Regions from separate parts of the Mus musculus genome. Here region 1 is linked to region 2. Evidence: chromatin contacts called from ENCODE POLR2A ChIA-PET data. All regions are on one chromosome and are shown on one strand. The core of a region is the stretch at or near the end of the contact, and the rest is flanking DNA. Distances in the headings are between cores, read along the strand shown. Region 1 holds the start of Rrm2 (ribonucleotide reductase M2). Region 2 holds the start of Id2 (inhibitor of DNA binding 2).

Region 1 (6,269 bases), core at 1,115-3,614, 390 kb before region 2:
CCCAAGCCAACTATTCTGCTTCCTAAATTCTTTCTTATTTATTGATTTATTTGGAGGCCAAGTCTCATTATACAGCCTCAGATGACCTGGAGCTCACTATGTAGACCAGGCTGGCCTCCAAATCATGACTTGCTTCTGCCTGCTAGTGCTGAGTCGAGAGGCGTGGCGCCTGCTGTTTACTCTTTCTGTACGCTGGGAACATTCCTAATTGCTGGGATTAAGAGCAAGTGCCACCACCTCGGGCACAGGTCACTTTCAAGTACTGGGAAGAAAGCAATGAATTTCGCACATGTGTAGAAGGGAGTGAAGCAACTGCAAGTTGGAGACAGCAAATGGACACTGGTGGGCGAACCCTGGGGAGTTCTCTTTTCCTTGCTTTCTTTTTTATATTTTTTGGGATATATGTAGTCCTGGCTGTCCTGGAACTCATTTATATAGACCAGGGTGGCCTCAAACTCAAAAGATCTGCCAGCTTCTGCCTCACAGATGCTAAGATTAAAGACCAGGGCCATCATGCCCTGCTCGGTTTTTCCGTATGTTGGGAACATTACTAATAAAAAGGTGCGAGTGTCTGACAAGATGTCTCAGCAGCCAACCCTAACCTCATAAATTCCACCCCTGTGACCCCACAGAATACAAGAGAACCAACTTCCATAAGTGGGCCTCTGACCTTCGCACTACACCCTCGTCTCACACAAAATTAATTTAAAAAGAAGAAAGAAAAGGAGTTAGCAAGGGTCTAAAGTTGTGGGACCTTGGGTAGTTTCCAGGTCCCTCAGGCCTTTACTTCAGTTACCTATAAAACAGGCCTAAAAATACCCGTTTTCCCTTTCCATCTGGATTAAACATGTATATGATGATCAAGCTGTACAGGGACTGTGAGTGCTGACAGCTGAGAGGATTTGGCGGGGAAACGCTGGATGCCTGCGGGGACTCGGTTTCCACATCTAAGGTCACCTGAAAGCGGACTTGCCCTTGAGTGACCGCAGCGCGCGCGGGCCGGTGGGGCTGGGAATCTTGAAGTTGAACCAACCAATCACAGAGCAGAGGTTAAAAACCGCGCCAGAAGCAAAAGCGCTCAGCTCCTGACAGGTCCCGGTACAGGGGAACCTAGGCGGGGCTGCCCACTAAGCTCAGCCTGCTTGGCGGGAGGAAGAGGCGTTTGGAGGAGGTTGTGAGCAGGGAGAAGAGAATGGCGGCGACCTTCTCCTTCCCTCAGTGGTCGAGTGTTATTTTAGTAGCCAGACCTCATTTGTACTGAGTACACCAGGAGCTAGAGGAGCCAAAGGCAAACCCCTCGGATAACGGAGGAATGGAATGTGAATTAGAAATTATATGTTAAAAAAAAGAACTGACAATTTTGCTAGAGGTGATTTAAAATATTTATCGATATGGCCCAGTTAGCTTAGCATGGAAGAAGTCCTGGGTTTTGTCCCCAGCATCAATAAATTGTGCAGCGGTGGATGCCGCCTGCTTTAACTTTGAGCTGCCACATGGTGTTCAGAGATTTTTTACAGCATCTACAGTGAGAGAACTTAGGACACAAGCAGAGGGGAGCCTCCCCTCGTCCTCTTTTAAAATATTTGACCTGGGAGAGTCAGTGGAGCCTTCCCAGGTTCCACGTTTTTCCCCGGGATCTCAGTGTCCCATCTCAGCGCTTTATCTCTGGTATCTTGGACCCCGTAGGGCAAATCAGAAAGATGGAAACTTGAGTTCTTGTCTCCACCCTCACCACAGGAATTTGCAGATTCGTCTTTAGACTACTGGACGCCCAGAGTCGTAAAATGAATGTATGACTCGTCACCATCCTGTGAGCTTCCTGGAATTTGTAATCGTCTGGCAGCTTTTAAACTAATTGGGACAGAGGGGACAGGGGTCTGACAGGAGGGGCAGGGTAGAAAAGGAACCCAAGGCTGCATCCGTACCCCTTCATGAGTTTGAAGACAGCTTTTTAGGGAACCCTAGTTTGAGGACCCCCTTAATCCCACAAGGCCGGTGCGATTGCTCGGGACCCCGAATCTCTTTAAGAAACCAGGGTCCCCCGCACCCCTCTACTTGGGACATGAAGACAGTCAAGGCGACGTGTCCCAGAGGCCAGCAGCGTCACTCCACCCTTGGCACCAACCTCAGCGGCAACGCCCGCCCGGCGACCCCCTGCGCGCTCAATCCCCAAGGCTCTCGCAATCCTAACCGGTTCCGGCCCCGCGAGCGCCCGCGCACCCGGCCGGCGCAGGCTCCTTAAAGGTCTTTGTGCGGAAGGCCTGCGGCGCAACTCAAATCTCCCGCGCTGGGCGGCGAGCGGGGTCAGCGGCGTCCAATGGGAGGCGAGGCCACGCCCCCTCGGAGCGCGCGGTTGGGTGGCTCTTTAAAGGGCGCGGGCGCTGGCAGTCGGCGGTGCACCGGATTCCAGCTGTTTTCGCCTGCTCCTCGCCGTCTCCGCCGCTGCCCTCGTTCGCCATGCTCTCCGTCCGCACCCCGCTCGCCACCATCGCTGACCAGCAGCAGCTGCAGTTGTCGCCGCTGAAGCGACTCACCCTGGCTGACAAGGAGAACACGGTGAGGGCGGCCCAGGTGCCGGCTGGGTTGGATGTGCACTGGCAGGTCGTGGGTTCCCGGACCCGGGAGGGTGGAGGGTGCCTACCGCCATTCACCACGCGTGTCCCCCTACAGCCCCCGACTCTCAGCAGCACCCGCGTCCTGGCCAGCAAAGCTGCGAGGAGAATCTTCCAGGACTCCGCCGAGCTGGTGAGTGGCCCGTGTGGGGCTGAGGTGGGTCGCTTAGGCTCCCAGTAGAGGGCGCCCGCTCGTTGGCGCTAAATCTGCATTGTCCCAGCTGAATTATTTGACTCTTCTTTCCCGCCAAAGTGTCTCCTCAGAATGTCCTACTCGGGTCGGCCTATGGTAATAGTAGAGTGCAGCGTGACAGCTAAGCACACGAGATTACCAATCGTTGAAAGTACTCGATCTGATGAGACACTGGCTAGCAGTTTCCTGCGGTTCGGTTGGCATTTGGGGGTTGGTTCACTTGGCACTCTCTCTCATCCAACAGGAAAGTAAAGCGCCTACTAACCCCAGCGTTGAGGATGAGCCGTTACTGAGAGAAAACCCCCGCCGCTTCGTTGTCTTTCCCATCGAGTACCATGATATCTGGCAGATGTACAAGAAAGCCGAGGCCTCCTTTTGGACTGCCGAGGAGGTAATCGTTCAGGACTTGCTGTGTGTCAGAAGGCTCCCGCATGGCCGTCACAACTTTTTGCCCTTGGGAATGGTAGCTCACTGAGATATTGGGTGTTCCCTGAAACAAAGGGAATAATGGATGTGAAGAATTCGGTAATGAGATGGTTTGGGGGACTTCAGTTTTAAAGTGTGTGTGTATGAGAGAGAGAAAGAGAGAGAGACCTACAGACCTGCTAATCGTGAACTTCTAAACTTCAGGTGGACCTTTCCAAGGATATTCAGCACTGGGAAGCTCTGAAACCCGATGAGAGACATTTTATATCTCACGTTCTGGCTTTCTTTGCAGCGAGTGATGGCATAGTCAATGAGAACTTGGTGAGTTGGCATGAAATACCCATAATTCACTTAGATCCAGAACTGGTTCCTGGCTCTCTATCTTTTGCCCTGAAGCGGGGCTGGAGGGATAGATGACTGACTCCAGTCTCCGCTCTGGTTAACACACTTCCTGCTTGGGCGGAAGACCCAGGTTCTGTTATGAGTTACCCCTGTTGGACTGCTTCCCATCTGCTGGTGAGCTCCTCTCACCAAGGCAACTCTGACCTTGGGCACTTGCCTATACATGCACGGACCCATTCCCAGGCAAGCACAAGCAAAACAAACTTTTTAAGAGCTATGAATGTTATGTTAACGTTCATCATGTTAGTCTTTCCCTCTGCTAAGGAGCAGTAGTGAGTTTTTCTCTTTGTACCTACATGCTTAACTTTTTGTGGATTTCTATAAGACTTTGGTTGTATACTTCTTAACTCTAAGTGGGTCCTTGGAATGAACTGAAACAGAATTAGGGAATAACAGTGTTAAAAGAAACCCTGTGGGGCCTGGTGTGTGCCACAGAGGTTAGGAGCACATGATAGTTTTGTTAAAATAAATGGCAAACTAGGAGTTATGTGTTTCCTAATTGGTAAATTGAGCGTATGACGTGAAATAATGAGCTTGCTTGCAAATCATGAAGAACTAATAAAAATATAGGATTAAACTGTATTAAATATATACCTGGGTTTTTTGTTTTGTTTTACTTACATTTTTGAAGCAAGGTCTCACAGTAATCCTGGCTGGCCTAGAATAGAATTCAGTAAGTACACCAAAATGGCCTCTTACTCAGATTCCCCCTTCACTGTTGCTGCAGGCCTAGGAACAATCCCAGCAGGCCGGGCCACTCTACTGGTAGTGTGGAGAAAGTGAAGCAACCAGTAGTTCTTCAAATTTAACTTTGGCTCATTTTACTACCACTAGGTGGAGCGATTTAGCCAAGAAGTTCAAGTTACAGAGGCCCGCTGTTTCTATGGCTTCCAAATTGCCATGGAAAACATACACTCTGAAATGTACAGTCTCCTTATTGACACTTACATTAAAGATCCCAAGGAAAGGTGAGTATCCACACACTCTGCCAAGGTGCCTGGGACTCACTCACTGCTTTATTTCCAGTATTTTTGCTCATAAAGGGGAAATGAGCAGAATGACAAGCGGACTGTCAGTAGATGTTTCTATGACCCTTAGTCAAGACTGCCTCCAGCTTTTGTGTGTGGTAGCTTGTGTCTATTTCCAGCTCCCAGAGATCAGTGCAGCAGCATTGTCAAGAAGTCAAAGGCTAGTCAGACTGCATACTGTGTCAAAAACAAAACCAACCCCAGGGGCTGGAGAGATGACCACTGAGGTTTAGAAGGCACTGTGGCTCCTGCAAAGTATGGTTTACTGCTTACCAGTTTTAGTTCTTAGCTCCCACGGGACACCTCACAAGGCTGTAAGTCCAGTCACAGGGAAGTGGTGCCCTCTTCTGGCCTCCATGGGCATCACACATAAGGTGTCTGACACGTTAAGGCAAAACATACATTAAAAGTTAAGTTTAAAGCCGGGCGGTGGTGGCGCACACCTTTAACCCCAGCACTTGGGAGGCAGAGGCAGGCAGATTTCTGAGTTTGAGGCCAGCCTGGTCTACAGAGTGAGTTCCAGGACAGCCAGGGCTACACAGAGAGACCCTGTCTCAAAACCAAAACCAAAAAAAACCAAAAACAATTAAATTTAAAGACGTGGCTATGAATGAGTATGAAACCAAAGTGGAGGTGAGGGGAATTGCTTTAGACAATATTGAGTCAAAAGGTTTATTTTAGACCAGTTTAGCTGACATTGCTCTGCTAGGACATTATAGAAAAATTAAGAAGGCGTTTGTGTTATGGAGGGAGACTGGGAAGGACTGGTAGGGTTATGGTGGCAGTGAGTGCCAGGATGGGAAGCAGACGTGGAAGTAATGAATCAGGCCTACGCTGTGCCTGTTGTGTTGCCAGGGCTCTGCAGTATCCATTCATGCTATACTTTCTGCCTGCAGAGAATATCTCTTCAATGCTATTGAAACAATGCCTTGTGTGAAGAAGAAGGCTGACTGGGCCTTGCGCTGGATTGGGGACAAAGAGGCTACGTATGGTGAGGACCCTTTCCTTTTTCCTCCTCAAGCCCAGGCTTGATTGTCCAAGTAATGTCACTGGATTATTGGCCTGTGCTGAGAATACCGAGGCCTCACCGGGAACGTTTTCGTGTTGACTCTTGCTAGGAGAACGCGTTGTGGCCTTTGCCGCCGTAGAAGGAATCTTCTTTTCCGGTTCTTTTGCATCGATATTCTGGCTCAAGAAACGGGGGCTGATGCCGGGCCTTACATTTTCCAATGAGCTTATTAGCAGAGACGAGGTGAGTCTGAAGTAGCTTTCTAACCTGGGGCTCTTAGATACACATCTACTGATGGGGACCTGAGAAGTGAGGTGTGGCCACTTTCAAAAGGGATTGTAATGTGTGAACCTTTGCCTGCAAAGGACAAAGGGGAGGAGGATGACCTCGGGACCGGGTGGTTTTGAGCTGTAATGTAGGTGCTGGGACCTGAACCTGGGTCCTCTGCAAAAGCAGCAAATGTCCCTTGTAACTGTTGAGCCATTCCAAGTCTTGGGGATCCAGCCTAGGCTTTCATACTTGCTAGGCAAGTATTCCGCCACATTCCTAGCCCTGTATCCATATTTAATGTAGGAATCCATACAATCCTCAGCAAAGGA
Region 2 (6,377 bases), core at 2,943-5,442:
AACCCCCAATCATAAAATTGTTCTTGTTGCTGCTTCATGAGTGTAATTTTGCTACTGTTGTGAATCATAATGCAAATATCCGATCTGCAGGATATTTAAGATATGACTTCATGAAAGGGTCATTCAACCCCAAAGAGGTCACGACCCACAGGTTGAAAACCACTGAGATAAAGTAACACTTGGGGCTCTGGTTAAAAGGCATGAAGCAATTAAGGAAAAAAAAAAGTTAGGGACAGAAGTGCGGAAGCATGCTGCCAAACTTTCTGACCTAACAACTGTGCAGTCATTTTTCCAGTCACAAACTGGTAGGCGGGAGATAGCATAACTAGTAAGATGCTAATTGGCAAATAGGTTGTACGCAGTAAAGAGGTGGAGCGGATTTATATATTCGTGCTAGCGGCAGTCTTTAGGGATGACATCAATCATTTTCAGAAGGCTTGGTCAGGATAACGCTGCTGGCCACCGGCTCCCTGCATCCATGCCTGTGTACAGCAGAACCGTAGGCCAGCGGCGATCCTCATATTTGCCAGAAGGTGGCGCTCGGCCTCCACGGCGCGACCAGCTGCAGTTAGAAGTCCCCTCCAAAGGAGCCACTTTCCCCCAGGCTGAGGCTGATTAGAAGTCATTCACGTGTCGCTGGTTGTCCAGCGACCCTACAGGTGCTCCGAAGGGGCCTGCAGTTCCGATGGCACAATTGTACTTCAGGGTCAAATCCCCAAAGCCATCCGAGGGGAGAATGAGATCCGGCAGACGTGAAGCTGAGGACAGGCAGGGTTGGGGCAGCAACTTGTTCTCTCATACTTCTCTCCCGCTTTGTGTGCGTGTGTGTGTGTGTGCGTGTGTGTGTGGCGGGGCAGAAGGGTGAGGGTGGGTGGGATGGCAGAGCGCACCTGGGTTGGCCCGGTGTGCATGCAGGGGCTATAGTAGGCAACAGGTGACTAGTGTATTGGGCGGCTGCCAAGGGCTCTCGCTCGCGCAGTCTCCAACCCAGGTGTAATGGGCAAAGCGTGCATCCCGGGTATATTCATTAGGGACAACCCCGCCCTGCAGGAAGGAGGCGGGGACCACCGGAACCGAAGCTGCCCCTCCTCCATTCACCAGGATGGATTCGGTGTCAGGGGAGAGGAAACACCGCAGCCAAGGCAGACTAGCAGGCGCCACCCAAACACCTGCTTGGCCTAGAAAGTGGCACCAGGTGCGACTCACATACTCGTACCTCTTGTCCCATCCTTTCTCTAGGCTGTGCCTGTCTTCCCTGGACTACTTTCCAGAACCACCCCTTCCCAACCAAGTCACTTGCAACTTGGGAACTAAATCTAAGCACCTATTGAATGCATATTCAAATTAGCGGCCCGGTGTCCTCAAGGCTCTGAGTTGGATGGAAATGTTGGTGATACCTTTTTTTTTGGTGAGTGGGAGGGGCTTTTCTCGCACCTTCCCTCCGTTCCTTGAGGTCCAGAGTGCAGTCAAGGGTGAAGAGCACTTAATAGCCACAGAACTGGGAGAGCAGCTGGCCCAGGCAGGCCTGGGTGAGCCACAGGTGGAGGAGACGAAGGACTTCTGGAGTTCGTGGCCAGGTTTAAAAGCGTAACCCCCAGGGGTGACCAGTGACAGCCAAAGCCCCTTTTCTCTCTGCTCCAAAGGTGTCTTTCTAGAGGGCACACCTAGGAACTCAAGGGGAGTCTTCTACAGTCCCGTTTAAAATCTAGTCCCAATGCACAGGCACAGAGCCACACTGCTAGGTGTGTTGCGTTTCCAGTCCCCATCCCTCCTAATGGCAACAATGTTTCAGTCTACTGGGCCGCCACGGGACACACATGTGATAGAGGGGGTGAGAGAACAGAAGGAGGTGCCCCAAGCAAACACAAGACACCTCAAAAACCATTCAGAATCCCGGCATTGATGTCAGACACATTTTATTATAATCTTAATACAGTCTACATAAATTTGAACTGGTATTTATTTGGGTTCAGTTATAACATAGCATAAAAAAAATCAAAGCACTGGTTGTCTGAAATAAAGCAAGCAATCAACATTCAATAAACACACTTGATTTATTTTGTATAAAAGGGTTAAGTTTACAACTAAACTTTTATAAAAAGTTTAGCATAAGTACGTCATTACATTTTAATGCAGAAATAGGTTATTTCTGCCACTATACAAGAAAACTCTAATTAAAGAGTCCACAAGGTTCACTCAATATATATATATTTATATATAAATATATACACAGCATTCAGTAGGCTCGTGTCAAAAAGGCCATTTCTGACCGAAGACTTCATTTAAGTAACCGAATACTGGGTCCTTCTGGTATTCACGCTCCACCTTTGTGAAAAGGCAAAGTCTGCTTACATTGGGCAATTCCTTGTGATTTTTTTCTTTTTTTTTTAACGTTTTCGCTCCCCATGGTGGGAATAGTATATAAAGAAAACCTTCCAACTGTAGAAAGGGCACTGAAAGTCTCTCATAAATAACGGTATCACAGTCCAGGCCGGAGAACGACACCTGGGCAAGACGATCATCCTTAGTTTTCCTTCCGCTTTCTTTTTAAAAAGGTCCATTCAACGTGTTCTCCTGGTGAAATGGCTGATAACAAAAGTCTTAAAAGATCTTGTAGACTTCTTCTTGTGCAAAAGAAAAAGAGAAAGTAAAAAGAAAAAAAAAAGTCCCCAAATGCCTGCAAAAGATTGGGAGAGAAAGGCAGTTTAGGAGAATGTAACCTAAGGGCAGAGGCGGGCGAGCCTGGCGCCGAGGAAGCCACAGTTTGAGCATTTAACCAAACCCTGGCGTCCAGATGCGGCACACATACCCGGCCCCAGCAGCACAAATTAAACATGAAAATAGCGGAGACTCCAGGGGAAAACTTCCCAAACCCAGTCTCCTATTTGGATCTCTAACAGCCCGCTCACAGGCGCCAGTCTGCTTCTTGTAACAATTATTTGATTGAAAACAGCCCTTTAGTTAACAGATATGGAAATCTGGATCCCAGAGCACAGGGGTAAGGCTCGGGGTAGCCGTCTTCAGCTAGCCAGAGAAATCTCAGAGGACTACAGTTTTGGGAAAAGAGAATCACTATGGAATTTGTGGCGATAAGATTAATTACAGCTGAGGTTACCACCTCAGTGTACCGCCACTGGGCTCATAAAAGTCAGCCACACTTGGTCCTGACACCTTCATAGTAAGTTACTGGCATTTCTTTTCTTTCTTTTTTTTCTTTCTTTTCTGTTTTTGTAAAGGCAACTGTTCTGTAGTCCTGAGCAACCACAGCTACAAGCCCCTTCATGCCTATGTGGTAAGTCAAGCGGCACCCGTAACACAGTGAAGTAAGCATGCATTTACCAAACCAAACATTTAACAGACACACAAGCACATTACCGAAACGCGCACACAGGAGGCACCCGCAACACTCACCATTTATTTAGCCACAGAGTACTTTGCTATCATTCGACATAAGCTCAGAAGGGAATTCAGATGCCTGGGGAGAAAGAGGATAAAAGGCAGGATATTAGGTAATCTTAAAGGAAGGTAGCCCCCCTCCTCCTTTCACAAAAGTGCCAACAAGTCCCATGAAACAGGATCATGCTACAGCGCAGATCCAGATGCAACCCACACAGAACTTATAAGTAGCGATTTCACATGACGCTCAATATACAGTTTCCTCAAAAATAAAGTTAATGAACCTGTCTCTACGATGGGCTTTAAGAGTGACAGCTCGGGAGACCCGGAGCGTCTGGGCAGTGGCGTACTTGCAAGCTAGTCTCACCTGCAAGGACAGGATGCTGATGTCCGTGTTCAGGGTGGTCAGCGGCGTCCTGGACGCCTGGTTCTGTCCAGGTCTCTGGTGATGCAGGCTGACGATAGTGGGATGCGAGTCCAGGGCGATCTGCAGGTCCAAGATGTAATCGATGACGTGCTGCAGGATTTCCATCTTGGTCACCTTCTTGTTCTGGGGGATGCTGGGCACCAGTTCCTTGAGCTTGGAGTAGCAGTCGTTCATGTTGTAGAGCAGACTCATCGGGTCGTCCACCGGGGTTTTGCTCCGGGAGATGCCCAAGCTGTGGTCCGACAGGCTGTTTTTCCTAACGGACCTCACCGGACTGAAGGCTTTCATGCTGCTCGTAGGAGGAAGACCGGGAGGGAGCCGCCACAGGGGGCTGAGCTGACTGCGCGGCACCAGGCTCGGTTCAGAATGAAGCGCGAGCCGGGCGGGGCGTCTTTTATGTGCACTCGCCCTGGCCGCTCAATCGGGCATCCCTGAATTGCCATTGGTGGAAGGGCTCCCGTCCATCATACCAGGCGAATTCTCCCATTGGTGAGTATGAGCTCTCGGTTCTTCCGCGTTCGCAGCCAATGCCTGTAGGGTGGGAGGAGCGGGCGAGAGCCCAGCTGGGGTGGCAAATTGAGTACAGTGTGCGCTGGGCGCCCAGGGGGCCTGAGTGTGCAATTGTGCCCGCCTTATTCCAATTCCCAGAGCTGGCAGGACCCCTGCCCCGGGGGTGTGCCCGGAGCTAGCTATACCCGCCCCCAGGACTTCCAGCAGCCCCACTCTCTCCGCACAGCAGACGGGAAGTCACAGGTCGCTAGCGTTAGGGAAGACAGCGACCGTGGCAGAAGGGAAAAGAAGCGCGCTTTTGGGAAGTCACATTTGTAGTGTTCCTTCTTTTAAGATAAAGGAAAGCTATTTGGGGAGGGGGGGGGAACCTACCCACATACACGTCCACGACAGGTTTAGCGTGAAGCTTTGCAACTTGGAGCAACGCGGGAGGCCTTCTCGGAAACTCAGTGACACGAATTGTAGGAACACTGTGCGGTCTCCCTCAGACCGCAGAGGAGCCCCGAGGGACCCGGTGCATTCGGAACTCCCCCCACCCCCAAGAATGAGGCAGGGTTACTATAATGACTCCATTAATCGAAGGTCATTAGTGGGGTTTGCACACTGGAACTACATTTACATACACTGCCCTTGGTCTGTGCCCTTCAGTGTAGGTGGCAAAGTGATGCGATTAATTATGCACAAATCGTGATTTCTGGTGTCACATTCCAACACTTAGAGCTCTTGGGAAGCTCTTTGTCAGGTAGGTGGTCCTAGCTATTGACTGACAGCTTATCGCTGTTTTTAAAAGAAAATTCTGTTACGTACGAGGTTTGGAATCTTTCAGCACCCTTCCTAGATGCAGCCACATTTTGAAAAAGTTTAGAGCTCTTGACTCCAATGCTTTAATTCTGAATTCTTGTTTTGCTGAAGACTACCATATATTAGTCGTGTATTAAAGGAAAAAAAATATTTATGTTAAGCCCAAGAAAGGGTTTTTGGTCTGAATCCCCCACATCCTCTGAATGCAATAAAGAGGAAGAATGCAGAATCCAGGCAAAGCTCTGTGTGGAGAAACAGTATTTTCCCTTCAATTAATGATTAATTCCTCAGCTGGTGGGCCAGGCGGTCTCTGACCTCCACGTGACAGCCATGTGCCCCAGGGCTTCTCTCTAAGGAGGCAGAGTCCGGTGATGTAGAGGCGGTAAAATCCGTCCATCTCAGTTTGGAGACTGCAGAAGGACTCTGCCCTGCAGGAAAATCTGCGCAAGGCAAGGCTTGCAATGCCTCCTGCGACTCAGCGACAGTGTTCGATTGACGACTCGCCTCTGTTATTAAGCCTGGAAGTGATTTACTATCTGAGTCCCCCCCCCCCCCAACAGTTCGAGCCTCTTGATGTACTTTGTGTGCATGTGTTTCTGTCACATACGTGCCACAGCGGAACAGATTTTGTTTTGACACTTTTGGTTCATGATGTTATACTCTGAGTATTTTACAATAATAGCCAATGTAAACAAACATCTCTGGGATTCTCAAATTATTACTTATGATTCTTGGACATTGCATCTCTGCGGTACTGACGCATTCTTAGCTTTTTCCAAGGACACCGTATGTTAGCACCCGTGCCAGCCTCATTATCCCAACAGAAAGGCCCTGGGCTGGATGATAATGAGCGCTGTGCAGCATCGCTCCACACACTGGCAGCGACCACGCATGAGCGCCTTCTCCCAAGACCATTCCTGTACCCTGATATAGTAAAATTGCTAAATATGGTGAAAGTTTTCTGGCGTTTCTTTCTCTGGCTGCCATGCCAGAGTCCAGTCTGCCGAGCTGCGCTGAATCCGATTCTGTTGGCACACTACCCAGTTTTTGCATTCATTTAAAGATCATTTTTAAGGGGATTGTGAAACTGTTTAAGTTAATGACTGAAGAGGACCGAGTTACCAGTAAGTCTGTCACAGCAAGCCCGGGCTGACATTTCTTAAAATTATGGTCTGGGTCTGGGGATTTGGTGGGAGCCCCTTTTGGGGCAGCTTATAATGGCATATAAAAATCTGTCCATTGG

Evidence for each region. ChIA-PET counts read pairs that join two places held with the same protein, here RNA polymerase II (POLR2A).
Region 1: POLR2A ChIA-PET joins it to region 2 with 12 read pairs in embryonic stem cell. The contact joins the promoter of Rrm2 here to the promoter of Id2 in region 2. POLR2A ChIA-PET finds 5 or more read pairs at or near these places in 2 of 5 experiments (Patski and embryonic stem cell).

The regions. Positions count from the first base shown.
Region 1 is chr12:24,705,890-24,712,158 of GRCm38, forward strand. It overlaps Rrm2 (ribonucleotide reductase M2), which reads left to right and starts at 2,365. Exons shown (of 10, transcript NM_009104.2): 1 at 2,365-2,556; 2 at 2,671-2,745; 3 at 3,050-3,196; 4 at 3,436-3,552; 5 at 4,468-4,601; 6 at 5,558-5,652; 7 at 5,780-5,913. The coding sequence starts at 2,458.
Region 2 is chr12:25,091,900-25,098,276 of GRCm38, forward strand. It overlaps Id2 (inhibitor of DNA binding 2), which reads right to left and starts at 4,193. Exons shown (of 3, transcript NM_010496.3): 1 at 3,764-4,193; 2 at 3,412-3,475; 3 at 1,900-2,677. The coding sequence starts at 4,111. The coding sequence ends at 3,419.